Linked DNA regions of Mus musculus: region 2 is linked to region 1. A link is a contact called in ENCODE Hi-C or POLR2A ChIA-PET data. All regions are on one chromosome and are shown on one strand. Each heading gives the region's core, a stretch centred on a gene start or an enhancer-like site at or near the end of the contact. The rest is flanking DNA. Distances are from core to core; before and after follow the strand shown.

What was found. A loop is a pair of places that touch in the nucleus more often than their neighbours do. ChIA-PET counts read pairs that join two places held with the same protein, here RNA polymerase II (POLR2A).
Region 2: POLR2A ChIA-PET joins it to region 1 with 13 read pairs in Patski. The contact joins the enhancer-like site here to the promoter of Sipa1l1 in region 1. A Hi-C loop is called at or near these places in 2 of 37 maps with a recorded cell type or tissue (T-helper 17 cell and v-Abl transformed pro-B cells). POLR2A ChIA-PET finds 5 or more read pairs at or near these places in 1 of 5 experiments (Patski).

Annotation. Positions count from the first base shown.
Region 1 is chr12:82,310,028-82,314,206 of GRCm38, forward strand. It overlaps Sipa1l1 (signal-induced proliferation-associated 1 like 1), which reads left to right and starts at 1,322. Exons shown (of 21, transcript NM_172579.3): 1 at 1,322-1,382.
Region 2 is chr12:82,394,962-82,399,258 of GRCm38, forward strand. Sipa1l1 (signal-induced proliferation-associated 1 like 1) reads left to right here. Exons shown (of 21, transcript NM_172579.3): 8 at 1,232-1,805; 9 at 2,385-2,659. Among named protein-coding and RNA genes, the nearest start is that of Gm30916, 5.4 kb to the left of the region's middle. Within about 2 kb of position 2,987, at least 1 of the 3 ENCODE cell types and tissues checked has a DNase peak (open chromatin) inside an H3K27ac peak, as active enhancers do.

The DNA.
Region 1 (4,179 bases), core at 72-2,571:
ACAGTCAGGAGCAAGAGAGATATGAACACACTCATGTTGTCTGCTTCTCCTGTCTTCTAGGCTTTTTCTTACCCTATACAGTTCAGAGCTCCCTGACCAGGGACTGATGTTTTCCATAGTGGTCTGAGTGAGTGTCCCTTTATCAGTTGGCAGTCAAGGCCATCCTGCACAGACTTGCCCACACGCTAGTCTGATCTAAATAATTGCTCAATTCAAACTAGGTTCCCAGATTTTGGGAAGCTGGCATTCAAAACTAACCATCATAAGGTCCGTTTAATCGAGGGTGTGATTTGCTGTTGTGTTTTGCTGTTCTTCTTAATATTTTCCATGTTTGCTGCAGTGTTATCTGTGCTGATCCCAAACTCCTCGGCCTCCTAAAAGTGCCACCAAGGTGGGCTTCCACTGTACTGTTACTAGATCTCCAGGCTGGGCAGGGGCAGCACTCCTCTATTTCATTTGTGAATATTAAAAGCCATTCCAGTCTTCAAGAGTCTTTGCTGAGGCAGACATGTGCATTTTTTTTTAGAGAATTAGAAATTGAAGCTTATTTCCCAGGTTCATGCTCTATTAGGACTAGGTTCATTGGGTATTGGAGAGGTCAGGCTAACGGGCTTCTTACATTTTCTTTTAAATCTACATACTGTTTGAGGTTCATTTCTTATTCTTCTCTCTTTGTTTTAGAAGTCAACACTATTACTCAGTTGAAATGTGCTGCTTATTTTGATTTTGGAAAGTTGGATCTGTGGCTGGAGAAACAGTTCAGCAGCTAAGAGCCTCCTGCTCCTCGGAGACTCAGTCTGTTCCCAGCAGGGACTCCAGCTTCCGAGGGTCCAGTGCCCCTTTCTGACCTCCACAGGCACACACCACCCCACACGTGCGCGCGTGCGTGTGTTTGCATGTGCATGTGTGTGAGTGTGTGAAAGTAAAGAAAGAAAGCAAGCAAGCAAGAAAGAAAAGTCCAAGGCTGGGTGTGGAGCCCACAGCTTTAACTCTAGCACTCCAGAGTCAGAGGAGAATGTCTGAGTTTGAGGGCAGTCTGGTCTGCGTACCAAGTCCCAGGATAGGCAGGATAATAGAGAGAAATCTGTCTAGAAATAAATAAAAAACAAAGTTTGCCCTACAGTTGACACAGATGATCTTAGAAATATTTATAATGGGCTAGTATTGTAGACACCTCCACTTCTAACCCAATTAATGCTGCTTGCTTCATGAATGCCAGCCTGTTCACCTCAAAGATAAGTCCCTTGTCAAGACTGTGTGAACAGTGTAGTCTTGGTGGCCTTTCATATGCTCTTACAAAGTGTTTCTTGTTTGTTTGTAGGTCATATGTCATTAGTGTGGACGCTGCTGTCTTAAGTCTGTGGCCATGGCACCAGAACACAGTAAGTAGCAATGTTGCAAACTTTGGCTTTCTGGGTTTGAATATCTTCCTGGGGATGGAGCCCCCAGATGCATTCAGGCAAATGGACATTCACTTAGTTAAACCCCAATATGTATGTTTTGAGTTTCTAATTGCAGAGAAAGAAATATAAAACCAAGAAAAACAACTTAGTTTCCTCTTTTCACAGGGCATTCACTTTATTTCCTGGGGTTTAATTTTTTTACTTTCACATACAAAAACATGGTGATAGTCATGACCTGCATGTTCCTGTACACCCAGTGTTTGCCTGTAGTGGCCAGCAGAATGGGCAGCATGGCTGAACTGTGTCACTTATGCTGTCTATTCTTTGTGTTCGGGATCAGGGAGGCTGAGCACAGCTGAAGGGTGGACCTGCTGAGCTGTGGTCTCAAGCTGCCTGTCCACAACTGGCTTGCCAACTTTGGCTCCTTCATCAACTCTGAGGCAATGCCTAGCCAGGGGGATGGTCTCAGAAACAGCCCTAGTTCTAGTTCTAGTTCTAGTTCTAGTTCTAGCTCTAGCTCGTGAGACTCTGGGTGGGAGACCCTGTGGCAGGATTGCACCAAGAGACCCCAGTGGGTGACTCTGCAGCTCGAGACCCTGAGGCAGGTGTACCTAATCTTCTGGCGGAAGTCACCTCATACTTAGGACAGAGCTCAGGGAAACCTCCGCTACTCTCCCTGGATGTCACTGTATGCTGTTGTGAGGTCTGGTGTGGCTTTAGCCTGCTGGCTCCCAGCCCGAGCGAGAAAACCACACAGGATGGAAGACAAATCCAGAACCCAGGGCAGCCAGCCCTGAAGCCTGTCCCCTCTTGAGATACGCAGTGTTTGAGCCAGTCCATTTCCTTTCTGTTAAAGCCAGTTTGAGATGGGAGCCAAAACACCCGAATGATTCACTTAATCCCTACTTTATTTTTAGTAATCCATTAGTTTCCCCCAGGGACTGTGGGAGTAATTGCAAAGCAAGGCAAAATAATACCGTTAAATTAAACTGGCACGGCGTGGTGTTGACTGGCATCCTCTTTGCTCTCAGCGGGAGCTCTAGTGAGTTAGTATTCAGGATGGGAGGATAAACCTTGAGATGCGCGCTCTTTCTCTCTTCGTTTTCACCCAGAAGCTTGTGCCTCTTACTCAGCTGTCCACGGAGCCTAGGAAGCGCCTGGGCCCAGGCACCAGCCTTGCTCTCAGAGAAGATGTGTCTGCAGGCAGCGTGGACCTGTGCTATCTTCCTAGAACACATTGTACTCATGTTTTTAACACTTGTTTTTGATTTTAAAAATTAGTATGAGTGCTTCAGATATGAAAACAGTGTGAGGAAGAACATAATCCACACCCATCCATCTCTCCAGCACAGGAGACGTTTGTCCGTCCATCAAGCAGTTAAAACCCATGTTCCCCTCCTCTGCCCCCAGGAATCACAGCTCCACTTTCGTTTTCTATTGAGGTGGGTCTCCTGTATCTGAGGCTGGCCTTGGCCTTGCTGTATGGTTGAGGCTGGCATTGAACCCTGGTATTCCTACCTCTACCTCCCACTGAGATCACAGCACTGTTCTACCAGGCCTGATTTGTGTTTGTTTTAACTTCCAAAAAGAAAAGGAAAAAAAAAAAAAAAAAAAAAAAGCAGACGCCACACACTGTAAAAGCACAAGGAGGTTTACAAGAGATACAAGGTCAGTGTAAGGCTTTTGGTTTGGTCATAGGCACTTTGAAAGATGTGCTGTTAGTACATCCAGTGTTGCTCTGTGAGTCACGATGAGCATGGTGACAGCTTTTGTAGAGTGCACTCTCCAAAGCTCTTTCCTTGGCTGCATGGTCTGCTGCTCACTGACCCCTGCAGGTTTGGGTTCTCACAGGGTGCTATCACTATGAGCTTCTTACTTCCTTGGTAGTCTTCACCCTGTGGTCAGGGCATAGGCTGTGGGCAAACTTCATCTGTGCGTTTTCTGCACTGTAGCAGTATCTGGTGGCCTACAAAGCTTCCTTCTGGGCCCTCAAACTGACCACTTGGTCATTCTACTACTTTATCTGTGGCAGTGGTTACAGAAAAGATATCTCCCCGCAAGCTGACTGTAGCCACTCTGAAACAATACCTGTACCACTGGGAGCCTCTTCAGGAAGCTTCGATGTGCCCTGTTTCCTCTGGGAGCCAGTGTTGGGTCTTAGAGCCAGTGCTCTTGCCTTTGTTTGTTTTTAATTTTGTGTATGGTATTTGGTTTTGCCTATATGCATATCTGTCCACAGAGGCCAGAGGAGGATTATAGCCAGTTGTGAGCCGCCATTTGGGTGTCAGGAACCAAACCCTGGTTTTTGGCAAGAACAGCCAATGCTCTTAAACTTCAAGCTATCTCTCCAACTCCTAAATATAGCATTCTTGACAAAATGTAAACCACGTAACTTCTGCATTATAAAAGCATCTCGCGTGCGTTTGGAGGGTTTCTGGCGTGCTCTCCGTAGGAGTGAGTGCTGCCTTCGGGGACGCGAACAGTGCAGTTGTCTATTCCTTCTTTCAGAAACCAGTGTCCTAGCATCACAGAAACACTTCTTTGTATTCCATGGGTAATTTTTACTTAAATGTTTAGCATTTGCTGAAGAGCAAACTACAATTTTCCCCTCCATACTTTTATCTGTACAGGAAAAAAAAATCAATGTCTTTTATTGAAATTAAATTTTAGAACTTTATCTTTCATACATATGTTCTGTTGTTATTAATAGAGTGGGTCTTGATTTTGTTTTAACTGTAACTACTCTCGTGACCACCAAGACTCAGAATCTGTGTGT
Region 2 (4,297 bases), core at 1,737-4,236, 87 kb after region 1:
AGGCTGTTAGGAGACTGAGTAGGCATCCGGGATAGCCTAAAACTCACGGTGTCCTCTTGCCTCAACTCCTGAGGGAAGCAGGGCCATCAGCTTACTTTGAAAGCACTCTCACATTGTATCTTTTCTCTTGAAAACTCACATAAAACATTTTCTAGTGCACAGTTTCGTGGCCGACTCAATTTTACATCTTGTGGAAAGAGGGATTGTCACCTTAGCCCTGTCAGGCTTGGCTGATGGTGCCAGGAGTGATCTTGAAGACTGGCGGATGACATACAGCCTCTTTATTTCCTCCCAACTTTTGTTGTTTTAGGAACGTTTTGGTATTTTTCTTTCTGAGATTAAGATTAGTAGATGCATACAGATGTTGCTGGTTATTTTTCATGGGCCTACTTTTTTTTAGCTCTGTGTATGCAAAAGCAGTGGTGGGAGCAAGCTTTCTTAGGTCAGTCTGACGTAAAGCAGACAGGAAAGGGCAGTGTGCTTCTTGCAGAACCACAGACCAAAACCAGAATATTTGGACCAAAGAATAGCTCGGTTAAAAAACATGATTTCCAACTATTGTGGCAGTTCTATAAAAGTCATAATTGGTATTGATGTTTTTATTTCAAAGGTATGCTTTCACTCTAGTCTCACGATGCCTCACACATGGCCCATCAGATAGTATTTGCTTTATTAGAAAGGACTTGTTTCTCAAAGGCCATGTATCTCCTGACATTTCCCTGATGGACTGTGTATGTCGCCTGCAGCCATTCTATCTCAAGTGGAGGACACATCTGTGTTCTGACAGAATCTCTGTTCTGAAAGGTTGTGTGATTATAGCAACCTGCGCACTGGATATAGTCTGTAGGTATTTAAAATAGCTTTTATTCTGGTGTGTGGAACATTACAGTAAGCCAGCATGACTAACCACCATGATCTTACAGTTAGTCTCCTACCTGCTAAAGAAGTGAAGTTGAAACTTTAAGGTAAAAAGAGTCTGCCTGGAAAAAACTGAAGTAAACTAACAAGTTGACTAATTAAGCAGAAGTTTGTGTTCTTTCTTGACCAGAATGAGGATTGTCTTAACTAACATGCGCATCCCCTTTCCTTAGGACGGGGAACCCAGAGTCTTGCATGTCTGCACTGGACCAGCCCCGGCCACATGTCCCCATGTCCCCACGTCCCCATGGTGTAATAGAAGACAGACATACTGACACACCTCTCATCCTTTGTCCTTTGCTTTGTCTCTCAGTGTGGCAGTCACCAGGTCCAGAGATGTACCTTCTTTTGGACCTCCCATCCCTAAAGGGGTCACCTTCCCCAAGTCAAATGTGTTCAGGGACTTCCTTTTGGCCAAAGTGATAAATGCAGAAAATGCTGCTCATAAATCAGAGAAGTTCCGGGCCATGGCGACAAGGACCCGCCAGGAATACCTGAAAGATCTGGCAGAAAAGAATGTCACCAACACACCTATTGACCCTTCTGGCAAGTTTCCATTTATTTCTCTGGCCTCCAAGAAGAAGGAAAAGTCTAAGCCTTATCCAGGAGCTGAGCTCAGTAGCATGGGGGCCATTGTGTGGGCTGTCCGGGCCAAAGACTACAACAAGGCCATGGAGTTCGACTGCCTCCTTGGGATCTCCAGCGAGTTCATCGTCCTCATTGAGCAGGAGACAAAGAGTGTGGCTTTCAATTGCTCCTGCAGAGATGTCATAGGGTGGACTTCCAGCGACACCAGCCTCAAAATCTTCTATGAGCGGGGAGAATGTGTGTCGGTGGAGAGCTTCATTAGCGGTGAAGATATCAAAGAAATTGTCAGAAGGCTGCAGGTGAGACTGCTGTAACCATGCTCACTCCTGGGGTTTCGCAGACTAAAGCCAGGGCACAGAGGCCTGGGGCAAGATTGGCTACTCTGGCAATTCCTTTGCTGATGAGTGAAGCAACACAGTTTATCTGACGTTCCTGCTTTCCATTGTTTGTTGAGGAAAAGTAGCAGCCCTGGGCGGGTGGGATGACATGTTGTCTGGGGTCTTGTGCTGGGAAGTCACCTGCACATAACCCAGTCTCACTGCCCTGGTGGCGGGTGTTCCTGTAGTTGCTGAGAAAGCTGTTTAATAAAGCTGTCAATAACCCACCATGGATTATTTTTTAAGGACCGCTGAAAGTAGAATACAGGTTCTTTTTGCTGCCAGCCTATCCCAGATTTTTCTATGTCAGGAAAGCCACTGGTCCCTGTGGAGGCAGCCAGTGTGTTGTGTTTTCCTACCAAATTAGAGACTAGGGAAGAGGACTAACCAGCCTGCCCTCCAACCAGCTACCGGATGTTCGGAATAACTAAAGGCAGCATTTTCTTTAATGCCAAGTCCACTGTTAATGATTAACTGAGTACCTCTCATTTCCTTGTCTAGTTTGTTTCAAAAGGTTGTGAATCTGTGGAAATGACTCTGCGAAGAAATGGGCTGGGGCAGCTTGGCTTCCATGTCAACTATGAGGGCATTGTGGCGGATGTAGAACCCTACGGCTACGCATGGCAAGCAGGGCTGAGGCAGGGCAGCCGCCTGGTGGAGATCTGCAAGGTAGCAGTGGCCACCCTGAGCCATGAACAGATGATCGATCTCTTGAGAACATCAGTCACAGTGAAGGTTGTCATTATCCCTCCCCATGACGACTGCACCCCACGGAGGTAGGTCTGAGTTTACGGCTGCTGGGCCACATGGGACATCTCTTAGTAAGCAGAGTAGCCAGAGAGAAATTGTCCTCTTGTGAGGCTTATGGTTCCTGCGTGGAAAGTCTCCCGCAGAATGCAGTCCAGACAAGAGCTGCAACACCCATCTTCAGCATCTCGCACCGGAGGCCTGTAAGCAGAGCACATCCATCGAGGCTGTCTGAGTGTCTGTTCCTGTGGCATCGCGCTCATGCTGTCCTCACTCCCATGTACCTCACGAATGTTCAAAGCTCAATGGTTGCTTTAATCCCTGCTGTCTGGCTCTGCTGAGCCCGACTTCCAGGCTTTTTTTCTGGCAGCATCTGTGGGGCCAGGAACGGGCTTCAGATGACTCAGTGCTGTGCTTCATGCCTGACTGCCTTCTCTAGAGGGAAGGCTGGAGCCTCCTGCCTGTTCAGCTCCTGGCAAGCCAGCAGCACTGACCAAAACTTCACGTCTTTGTTGCTTGATTGAGCCAATCTAATCAACTGTTTTTCTCCTTTAGACTTAGCAAATATTTTTGTTGGTTTTAAACAAACAAAAAAAAAAAAAAAAAAAACTTGTAGCCAGTTGTTGCTGTCATGTACCTTAAATCCCAGTACTAGGGAGCCAGAGGCAGGTGGATATCTGAGTTTGATGCCAGCCTGGTCTAATTAGTGAATTCCAGGGCAGCCAGGGCTACACAGAGAAACCCTGATTGGAAAAAATCAAATTAAAAAAGAAGAAGAGAGAAAAAAAGTTGTATATTTTTAGCCACTACTTTCTAAGAATTTGTCTTAAATTTTGTAGTTAAAGCCAAAACATAACTGGGTGATGGTGGCACACGCCTTTAATTCCAGCTCTCAGGAGTCAGAAGCAGGTGGATCTCTGTGAGTTTCAGGACAGCCTGGTCTACAAAGCAAGTTCCAGGATAGCCAGAGCTGTAAGCAGAGAAACCCTGTCTTCTTGCTAAAAAATAAAAATGCAAAATACACACAACATCTAATTAATTAACTAATAATTAATCATAAATAAATACTGATAATTAATCTAACCAAACCATAGTTCTTTTTCTCCCTAAAATGACTAGTCCTAGGTCTGAGCACTCATGGATTTATGATTAGCAGATGGTAGACTATAAATCATTATTGTGGGTTATTTGTGCCCCTTAAAGACTTAAGTGAACTTCAGTTAAAAAAATCAGTCTTTATTCAGAATAGCATTTATTTATGCCATTTATCAGGTAGGCAGCCTGGGGGTTGTGTGCCTGTGTCGGAATATTCTGGGGCCATTCAGTCTGAGCAGGTTAAGGAACACTCTTTTATATAGCTGAGTTAAAAAAAAAAAAAAGATGACTCCACAGATCTTTTTGGTTTAGTCAATCTGAGATGGGTGAGTGTCCTCAGATCATCCTGTCTGTGTCTCCGTCCAGGACAGCAGGATCTGCTGACCCTGCCAGCTTTTCTAGAGTCTCCAAGTCCATTGTCACTTACATTAAGTGTTCTGCTGACCTGGGATTCACATGGTGGTTCAGAGGGCAACTGGGCTCTTACCTAGAACAATCTCTGAGTGCCCGGCTCTCCTCTGCTGTCACCTGACTGCCCTCCTTTGAGTTCCCTAAACAGGAGACAGTTTCTG